Regions from separate parts of the Homo sapiens genome. Here region 1 is linked to region 2. A link is an interaction called in ENCODE POLR2A ChIA-PET data of the cell type or tissue named here. Cell type or tissue: OCI-LY7. All regions are shown on one strand. Each heading gives the region's core, and the rest is flanking DNA. Links, peaks and the distances in the headings are about the cores only.

Region 1 (4,391 bases), core at 268-4,267, 360 kb before region 2:
TTTTTCCCTTCTCTTAGATAATCAAACTAGGAATGGTTTCTAAGGTTCCTCCCAGACTCAGTTTCCTATAATGTTGTGTCTCAATACCAGGCACCTTTGAAGATGGTATAAAACATGATTATATTATATAACAACAATTTATAGAACACTTGCTCTGGGACAGGCTCTGTTTTATGCTACTTTTATTTATTTTTATGTATTATTATTTTTTTAGAGATGGGTCTTGCTCTGTTGTCCAGGCTACAGTATAGTGGCACAATCACAGCTCACTCGTTCTATGCTAGTTTTAATCTTCACAACAATCTTCTGAGGTAGATATTATTATCCCCATTTCTGAAATAAGAAAACTAAAGCTCAGAGAAGTTGAGTAACTTGTCTGAAGTCACACAGTTAGTAAGTGGCAGAGAGTGGATTTGAAAAGGTAGTTTGGCTCCCCAGCTCCAGTGTTTGACTATGGCCAAGTGGGTAACACACCTCCACAGAGCTGGCAGCCCACAGCATAACTGGAGGGCCACAGAGCAGCACTCCCTGTCCCCCTGCCCCGGCTGCTATAGCACCCACACAGAGAAGCACCCAGGGCTAGTTTTTTAGGTAGAAAAATTAAATGCCTATGATATCAAAGGTACAGCAATAATCACTTGGGCCTTGTCCAATTTGGTCTCTTCTCTGCTTTCACAGTGAAGGTGTGAAATCAAGGCTTTTCTCTTCATTCTTACCCTTTTATTGCCCTCCAATGAGCTTATCTATTAATACTAATTGGTCACATATGTGTTTCTGTATTCAGATCTGGAGCATAGAGCGCTGGGCTGGGAGTCTAAACCAGACTCTTACACTGGCCCTGCCAGATGTGTGATCTTTGCAGTTACCAGCCTCTCTGGGCCTCCTGGTCCTTACTGGCACTGAGGCAGGTGGATTCCAACAAGCACCAATCCCAGGCCTGGGGCCAAACTGGACCTGCCTGTGGGTTTTATTTAGTATGTTCAGTGATTAAAAAAAAATTGAATATGTTGCCAACGATTAAAATACGGAGTTTTTTTGTTTTTTTTGAGATGGAGTCTCACTCTGTCGCCCAGGCTGGAGTGCAATGGCACAATCTCATCTCACTGCAACCTTCGCCTCCCGGGTTCAAGCCGTTCTCCTGCCTCAGCCTCCTGAGTAGCTGGGATTACAGGCACCCGCAACCACGCCCAGCTAATTTTTTTTGTATTTTTAGTAGAGATGGGGTTTCACTATGTTGGCCAGGCTGGTCTTGAACTCCTGACCTCATGATCCACCCACCTCGGCTTCCCAAGGTGCTGGGATTACAGGTGTGAGCCACCGTGCCCAGCCTAAAATACAGAGTATTAACATACAAACCTGAGTCTCCGGAATCTCATGAAACCGGAAAGATCTGGGGGATTGGAGCTCCCCTTCCCACAGTGCGGTGAGAGGGAATGGTCATTGCACCCCTGTAGGCAGGCTCGTGCGGAGCACTCTCTTGCTGGAGTCCTCACCACTCCCAGTGGGTTTCCCACAGCCTGCTTCCCTGGTTTACATTCTTTCCTGGGCCCTTGAGGCATCTCCATTTGTAGCCCCGTGAGTCCACGTTCTCCAAGGCCCTGCTCCCATCTAAGTTGACTTAGGTGTTTCATGTGCTCCCCGTGGTCTCTACGCTTCAAAGGGATTAGAAGTGTCCCCTTCACTTATGACCCCCACAGGGCCTCTATAGGTGGTCCCAGTACCTGCTGGGTGACTGAGTCTGTCACACAATTGGGAGACCCGGAGGGCTGAGGTCTTTGCGCTGCTCTGCCCTGGTGTTTTCGTTCTGTTCTGTTTTGTTGTTGCTGCTGCTGTTGACACTGGCGGGTAGAGAGTTAGGAGGAAGCTTGGAAGGTCGGTCTCTCATGCCTTTGCAGCCCCAGGTCCCCACTGGACTCCACTCTGGAAGAGGGACGGGCGCACAGGGAATGGACACATCCCCATTGTGTGGAACCCCAGAACCCACATTTCTGCCTGTTCCTTTTTACAAAGCTCCTGCTTTTCAGAGATTAATTGTTGTCAAATGCAACTTATTTTCTAATCCTTTCAGGACCCATTTAAAACCTTCTGCTTTATTTTACCTTTTTTGATAAAGTCACTGAGGGTTTTTTTTTTTTGGATTTGCCAGTGATTGTCCAGTTTGACAAACTGGATTCTTAAAGCTGATTCTTTGAAGAAAAGGATGCAGTGTGACAAGACAATAAACAGCTCATCCTCAAATCAGGAGGATATATAAAAAAAATAAAAGCAACCCCAATCTCCAGCTTTCCTGTGACTCAAAGGGTGTCTCAGTTGTCACTGATAATCTAATCTTTCTATGATAGGTGAGGAACAGGACAATGGCGACCCAGCCAGGCTGTGGGTGTGACAGGCCTCTGATTAATAGGACTGTCCAATAAGCCCCCAGCCCCCAGGAAGAAGATTAATGACATTTGATGTGAACTCTGACCTCCCGCGGCAAGAGCAGAGGGAGAAAAGGGAGCCGCTCAGACAGAATGGTGCATCCTGCAGCCGTTGATTGATTCCTGAAGGCTTTGTTACCTGGAGGTGGTGTGTCTCGGGAGGGGGCCTGAGCATCTTGTTGCCTGCTCATGGGCTTTGACTGGAACCCCAGCCTAGCAGGATTTTACAGTTTACACCTCTCCCAAAGACCAGCCTTTTAACTGCTCCCCGGAACACTGTGTCTGAAAAGTAACAACCTCCAGAGCCTTGGCCAACCCCTGCTGACCTGTCATCTTCAACCTATGGGATCACTTTGACCCCTCCCCAACCCCAGTGCTAGGAATCAAATGAAGGAGGCTTTAAAAGCCAGGCTCCGCTCGGTGCTGTTGGCTCACGCCTGTAATCCCAGCACTTTGGGAGGCTGAGGCGGGCGGATCACCTGAGGTCAGGAGTTCGAGACCAGCCTGACCAACATGACGAAACCCCATCTCTACTAAAAATACAAAATTAGCCAGGCGTGGTGGCACATGCCTGTAATCCCAGCTACTCAGGAGGCTGAGGCAGGAGAATTGCTTGAATCCAGGAGGCGAAGGTTGCGGTGAGCTGAGATTGCACCATTGCACTCCAGCCTGGGCAACAAGAGTGAAATTCTGTCTCAAAAAAAAAAAGAGAAAAGAAAAATAAAGCCAGGCTCAAAAGTCTTCCTTGGGGCTTTTTACCTCATTCTATGGGTTGACAGGGTCTAGGATCGGGGGAAGTGACTGGCTTTATGGCAAAAAAGTGTTTCTGTAGCTGGCAGGAAGCAGCTGAGATGCTCCCAGCACAGAAACCAGAGGTAAAAGGGCATGAGGTGGGCATCTACCTGGCTACCAGAGGACATTCAGGGGGTGGGAGGAGACAAGGAGACAGCCTGCTTGCCTCCCATGGCTTGGTTGAAAAACCAAAGTCAGGCTCGGCAGTGGTTGGGTCTTTTTGCCTTGCTCTCAGGCTGACTCTCCAAATTGCCTCCCCTTAACAGCATGACCATCACATAGCCTTAAATGGTTTTTCCTGCTTAGTGGCCTTTTCTGACTTTACTGCGTATCTCAACTATTGTACGAGCGGGACCATTTGGCATCTAGGCCTTGGTTATAATAATGACCAAATGATGATGGCCAAGAAAAGTATGAATCATGAGTTAGCTCGACCACTGAAGTGTGTGGGCCAGTGACCACCCAAGAGCTGGAAGTGTGTCTGCCTGTGAGTGTGAGCAAGACCTGAGCACCAGGGGGCCCTGCTCCTGGAAGCAGCCTTACTTGTTGGTAGACTGTAAACAAGGGTGGCTGGAGGGGCCCTCTGAGAGGTGCGCCCAAGACAAGACCCATGGCAGTGGGAGTCAGAGATCCACAGACCCCCTGACTAGAGAGGCAAGGCGGAACTTTGGTACAGCCCTCACTTTCTGATAACACACTTCAAAACCATTGAAAGCTGAATTTGGTTTTCAGAACCTTAGCTGACGGACAGCACTCTCAGCTACCCAGGGGCACTGCAGGCCAGTGGGTCCTTGTTGGCAGTCTTGCCAGCTTGCATCACACAGCAGAAGTGGGTCGTGTTTGAATATTTTATGGCATTTGGCTTTATCTGATACATTTGAGTGGGAGATGGACAAAATAAAGCTGCTGTAATAGGACTCATCAACCTAATTTCACCCGGACAAAGGTGAGCCTTGGCAGGCATGCCTGGGCTGGTGGCTCTTGACTTCAAAACATGATGCACATAAAGTCCCTGTGTCTGGCACATAGAAAATGCTTTAAGGGTGAGAATTCATATATTTTTAAAAAATAAATGATTATTCACAATGTGATGCTCATTGGATGATCCTTTGACAGTGTGCTCAGTTGTAAAGAGGAAGATTCAGGAGCACATGTGAAATACTGAAAATTATTTTTGAG
Region 2 (4,391 bases), core at 151-4,150:
ACCAAATATTTCTTAATCAGAACAAATACATGAAAAGGCAGGAAATGGCTCTGGAGAGCCTTAAATGAGTATGAGAAAGGCCCACAGGAATTAAATCAGCTCTGGCTATTATCATGTTCCTTAAAAGAGTTCAAATTCCCCATGATGAAAAAATGTAAGCCATCTTCACTCCCCAAGAACACAGGCTTGTTTGCAGATGATGCCTCATCTGTGGGAACCCCAAGGTGGAGAAAGCCCAGGAAAGATGTTAAAATGCTAGCACTGGGTAGGATGCTGCAAACCTTCTAGTTCATCCTCCCCATTGTGCGGATGGAAAAGTCAAGTCAATGAGATGACTCGCATGCTAGTTAAAGGCAAGGCAGGTAGTTAGGAGGACAGCTTTCCCAGGCTCAGACAAGGGCTCTGTCTATTACCCCATCCTGTCCAGTGACACTGAAGAACAAAAGTGCTCACCAAATTCAGAATCCAGGATGAAATCCTATGTATCTGCCAATGTGGCAGTCTTCTCCTATCAGTCTGCATTTGAGAATTAAGTCCAATCTTTGTATGCCAGACCCACGAGCAGGGCTGCCTGAGATCACAGAACTCCCGAACACCAAGACTCCATTCCCCAAGGTGTTTCATTCAAGGTACCTCCCCTCTAAAATCCCTACTTCTCCCCATATTTTTCCCATCCTCCCTCACCCTCACAACTGCCAATACTACCATTCTTGCCACCACCAACTCTACCACCATCACCCTCGGAGCCACCCTCCTGCCACCTTCATCACTACCATAACTACTATCACCATCACATCTGAATCCAGTGGCAAACTTACTTAGCTTGCAAAGTCAGAACACAGGTCAGGTATTGGGCATCTTCTCCAACTGTTTCTAGGATCACATGTGGAAAAGAGACTGGGTTGGATCAAAAAGAGTTCCTCCAAAATTCGTGTCCATCTAGAATTTCAGAAAGTGACCTTATTTGGAAACAGGGTCTTTACAGATGTAATTAGTTAAGAATCTTGAGATGAAGTTATCCTGGACATAGGGTAAGCCCTAAATCCAGTAACGGGTGTCCTTCTAAGAAGAGGACAAACAGACACAGAAAGAAGGTGGCCATGTGCAGATGAAGGCAGGGCCTTGAGTGATGTGCCTGCAAACCAAGGAACACCAAGAATTGCGGGCAACCACCAGAAGCTAGGAGAGAGGTATGGGACAGTTTTTCCCATGGAGCCTCCAGAGGGAACCAGTCCTGCTGACACTTTGATTTCAGACTTCTGAACTCTTGAACTATGAAAGACTATATTTCTATTTCTTAAACCACTCAGTGTGTGGTAATTTGTTACAGCTGTCCCACAAAACTAATACAGAGATCTATTCGGGAGAAGCGCAAGGACACCACTGCCTTGACCTCACCTTTTTTTGGTGACAGCAGAGCCACAGTCCACATGGAAACTCTATCAATTATGGGGGAAGAGGGCATCACACCCACCCAAGCAAGGCAAGTCACGCCCACTGGCAGAGGCCACAGGGAGGACATCTCTGCTTTAAATGGTCAAATGACACCTGTCTTGAGGTGAAGAATGGGAAGGACAAAGCCACCTGTAAGGAGAAGCAACCCAAAGGTGACACAAGGATTCAAGTTCCTCTGATAAAAACACATGATGAAAGTAAGGCCAGAGTTTACGCAAGGGCAGGCTCCTGCCTAATAAAATCTGAGCTGTTGAGATATACTTTTCCCCTATGGAAAAGCCCTTTTACTGGTGTGTCTGCTTCCCTGCCTAGAATTCTCTGCCCTCACTGTAGATCATCTGTGGGCCAGGCCTGAGGTATGCACTTCCCATGAGTTGCCTGACTTAGTCCTCATGTCAATCTTATGGCAGGTCCCAGCCACTCTTCCACAGATAAGGAAACCAAGACTCAGAAATGTTAAGCATCCAAAATCAAACAGCGTATGGAGTGACAAATGGAGAAGCCAAATCTTGCCCTTCCTATTCACTGCTCTAACACCTTCATTTGCTACTGTGTCATCTTCTTTCTTTCCATAAGAAAAAAAACAATTGGAAAAAGGGGAGGATTGAGGGCACCATAAGGAGCAGGTATGTCTTCACCTTTTCTAATTTTGCAGCAAAGATGCAAAAATGACAAGCCAGATCTTCCTGGTGGAAATTTAAAATAGTGCAGCTGCTTTGGGAACAGTCTGGCAACTCCACAAATGATTAAACACAGCGTTGTCTGTCAACTCCACAAATGATTAAACATAGTGTTACCAGGCTGGGCATGGTGGCTCACACCTGTAATCCCAGCACCTTGGGAGGCCAAGGCAGGTGGATCACCTGAGGTCAGTAGTTTGAGACTAGCCTGGCCAACATGGCAAAACCCCATCTCTACTAAAAATACGAAAATTAGCTGGGCATGGTGGTGCACGTCTGTAATCCCAGCTACTTGGGAGGCTGAGGCAGGAGAATCACTTGAACCCGGGAGGCGGAGGTTACAGTGAGCCAAGATCGTGCCATTGCACTCCAGCCTGGGTGACAAGAGTGAAACATCTCAAAAATAAATAAATAAATAAATAAATAAACAAACATAGTGTTACCATATGATCCAGCAATTCCGCTCCTTAGTATATGCCCAAGAGAAATTAAAACCTATGTCCACCCAAAAACTTTTACACAAGTGTTCATGGCAGCAACAGCCAAAAAATAGAACAACCCAAATATCCATCAACAGACGAATGGATAAACAAAATGTGGTACATCCATAAATAGAATATTATTCAACTGTAAAAAGGAACGAGGTACTGACACATGCTGCAACATGGATGAACCTTGAAAGCGTTATGCCAAGTGAAACAAGCAAGACACAGAACATCACGTATTACAGTTTGGGTATCCCTTATCTGAAATGTGTGGAACCGGAAGTGTTTCAGATTTCAAATGTTTTTGGATTTTGGGATATTTGCATTATACTCAATAGTTCAGCATCTCTAATTCAAAAATCAAAAATCTGAAATGCTCCAACGAGCATTTCCCTTGAGCACCATGACAGCACTCAAAAAGTTTCAGATTTTTGAGCATTCTGGATTTTGGATTTTCAGATTAGGGATCTTCAACCTGTATTTGATTCCATCCAAATGAAAGTCCATAATAGGGAAATCTGTAGAGACAGCAGGTAAATTAGTAGTTGCATAGAGCCAGGGGAGAGGGAGGGAGTGATGGCTAAAGGGTATGCGGTTTCTTTTTGAGGTGATAAAAATGCTCTAAAATTGACTGTGGTGATGGGTGCACATATCTGTGAATATACTAAAATCCATTGAATTGCACCATTTTAAATGAGTGAATTATATGGTATTTGAATTATATCTCAATAAAGCTGTCAAAAAAAAATGACAGGCCAGAGAGATCCCTAAGCCAAGAGTCTGAATGCAAAAATGACTTAAAATAAGCCCACATGTCCAAGAAAGTGTGCCTGCCCACCATTCCCACCGCTTCGTCTCTCATCAATTCCACAGGCCTCAGGTCACCCACAGGTGACCACTGGAAAAAGGTATAACAATATTTTACGTTGCCGATTGCTAAAATTAATTTAACTTCAAAGGAAACTAATTACAAATATAACCCCAAATGTTCCTCCAAGTTCTCCCTCCCTGTATATAGCTATTAGCCAGAGAGCACCAGGGTTCAAGCTACAATTTGGCCTTCCCTCTAAATAGCTTTAAAATTGGAAGGAAAAAAATAGCCCTCGCCTATATGGAGCTGGAATATAATTCACACACAATTATACAACATAGTCAGGGCACAACGTTACCTCTGATTAAAACAACAGAAACTCACCTACAGGAGAAGGTGATCTTGTAATGAAATGATCAGGATGCTTCGGCTGGGAGCTGAAGCTCCCCACCCTCATCTCAGAGCTCTCTACCTGGCTCCCTCCTAGGCTAATTTAAAAAATACTACTTCCTCTTACCCTAGGGAAAAAGCCGCAGCCACAGGGGTGACCTGTCCACAGATTACTATCAGAGAGTAATATCCTAAACAGTAGCACTGACTCCTATTGGGGGCTGGGGGAGGTAACCGACAAAGGTAGAGAGATGAGGGCTGCCTTGGAAAGCACAGGAAATTAAGGATCATGATCCCTGCATCAAGCGCTGCAGAGCGAGGTGGCTGGCTAGCCGTCATTCCGATCACAGGCACCCAGGCTGCTCTGCATCTGCAGGCGGTTTCTCCATCACTCCATCCCTCTGGGAGCCGCTGCCCCCCAGTGCTCACCACACGGTGATTCAGACCCACTATGGGGAAGACCCCAAAGACTTTCTCAAGTGTTTGAATGATTACCAATACACTGATGCAATTAAAACCCATAATCTTTTACAACAGTGGTATTAAGCAAAATTAAGTAAGAAACCTTCA

The links. ChIA-PET counts read pairs that join two places held together with the same protein. Peaks named below come from ENCODE experiments on the same cell type or tissue, not always from the same donor. Only the 100,000 strongest peaks of a DNase experiment are listed, where the experiment ranks them.
Region 1: POLR2A ChIA-PET joins it to region 2 with 7 read pairs; 3 of 35 experiments call an interaction of 5 or more read pairs at or near these places.

What each region holds. Positions count from the first base shown.
Region 1 is chr17:57,755,253-57,759,643 of GRCh38, reverse strand. No RefSeq gene overlaps it. Among named protein-coding and RNA genes, the nearest start is that of CCDC182, 12 kb to the right of the region's middle. In OCI-LY7, for the core only: a CTCF peak has its summit at 3,693 (motif pointing right); no DNase peak of the experiment used is centred there.
Region 2 is chr17:57,391,845-57,396,235 of GRCh38, reverse strand. The region is part of intron 5 of MSI2 (musashi RNA binding protein 2); the gene reads right to left. Among named protein-coding and RNA genes, the nearest start is that of MSI2, 140 kb to the right of the region's middle. In OCI-LY7, for the core only: no CTCF peak of the experiment used is centred there; a DNase peak (open chromatin) is centred at 2,605.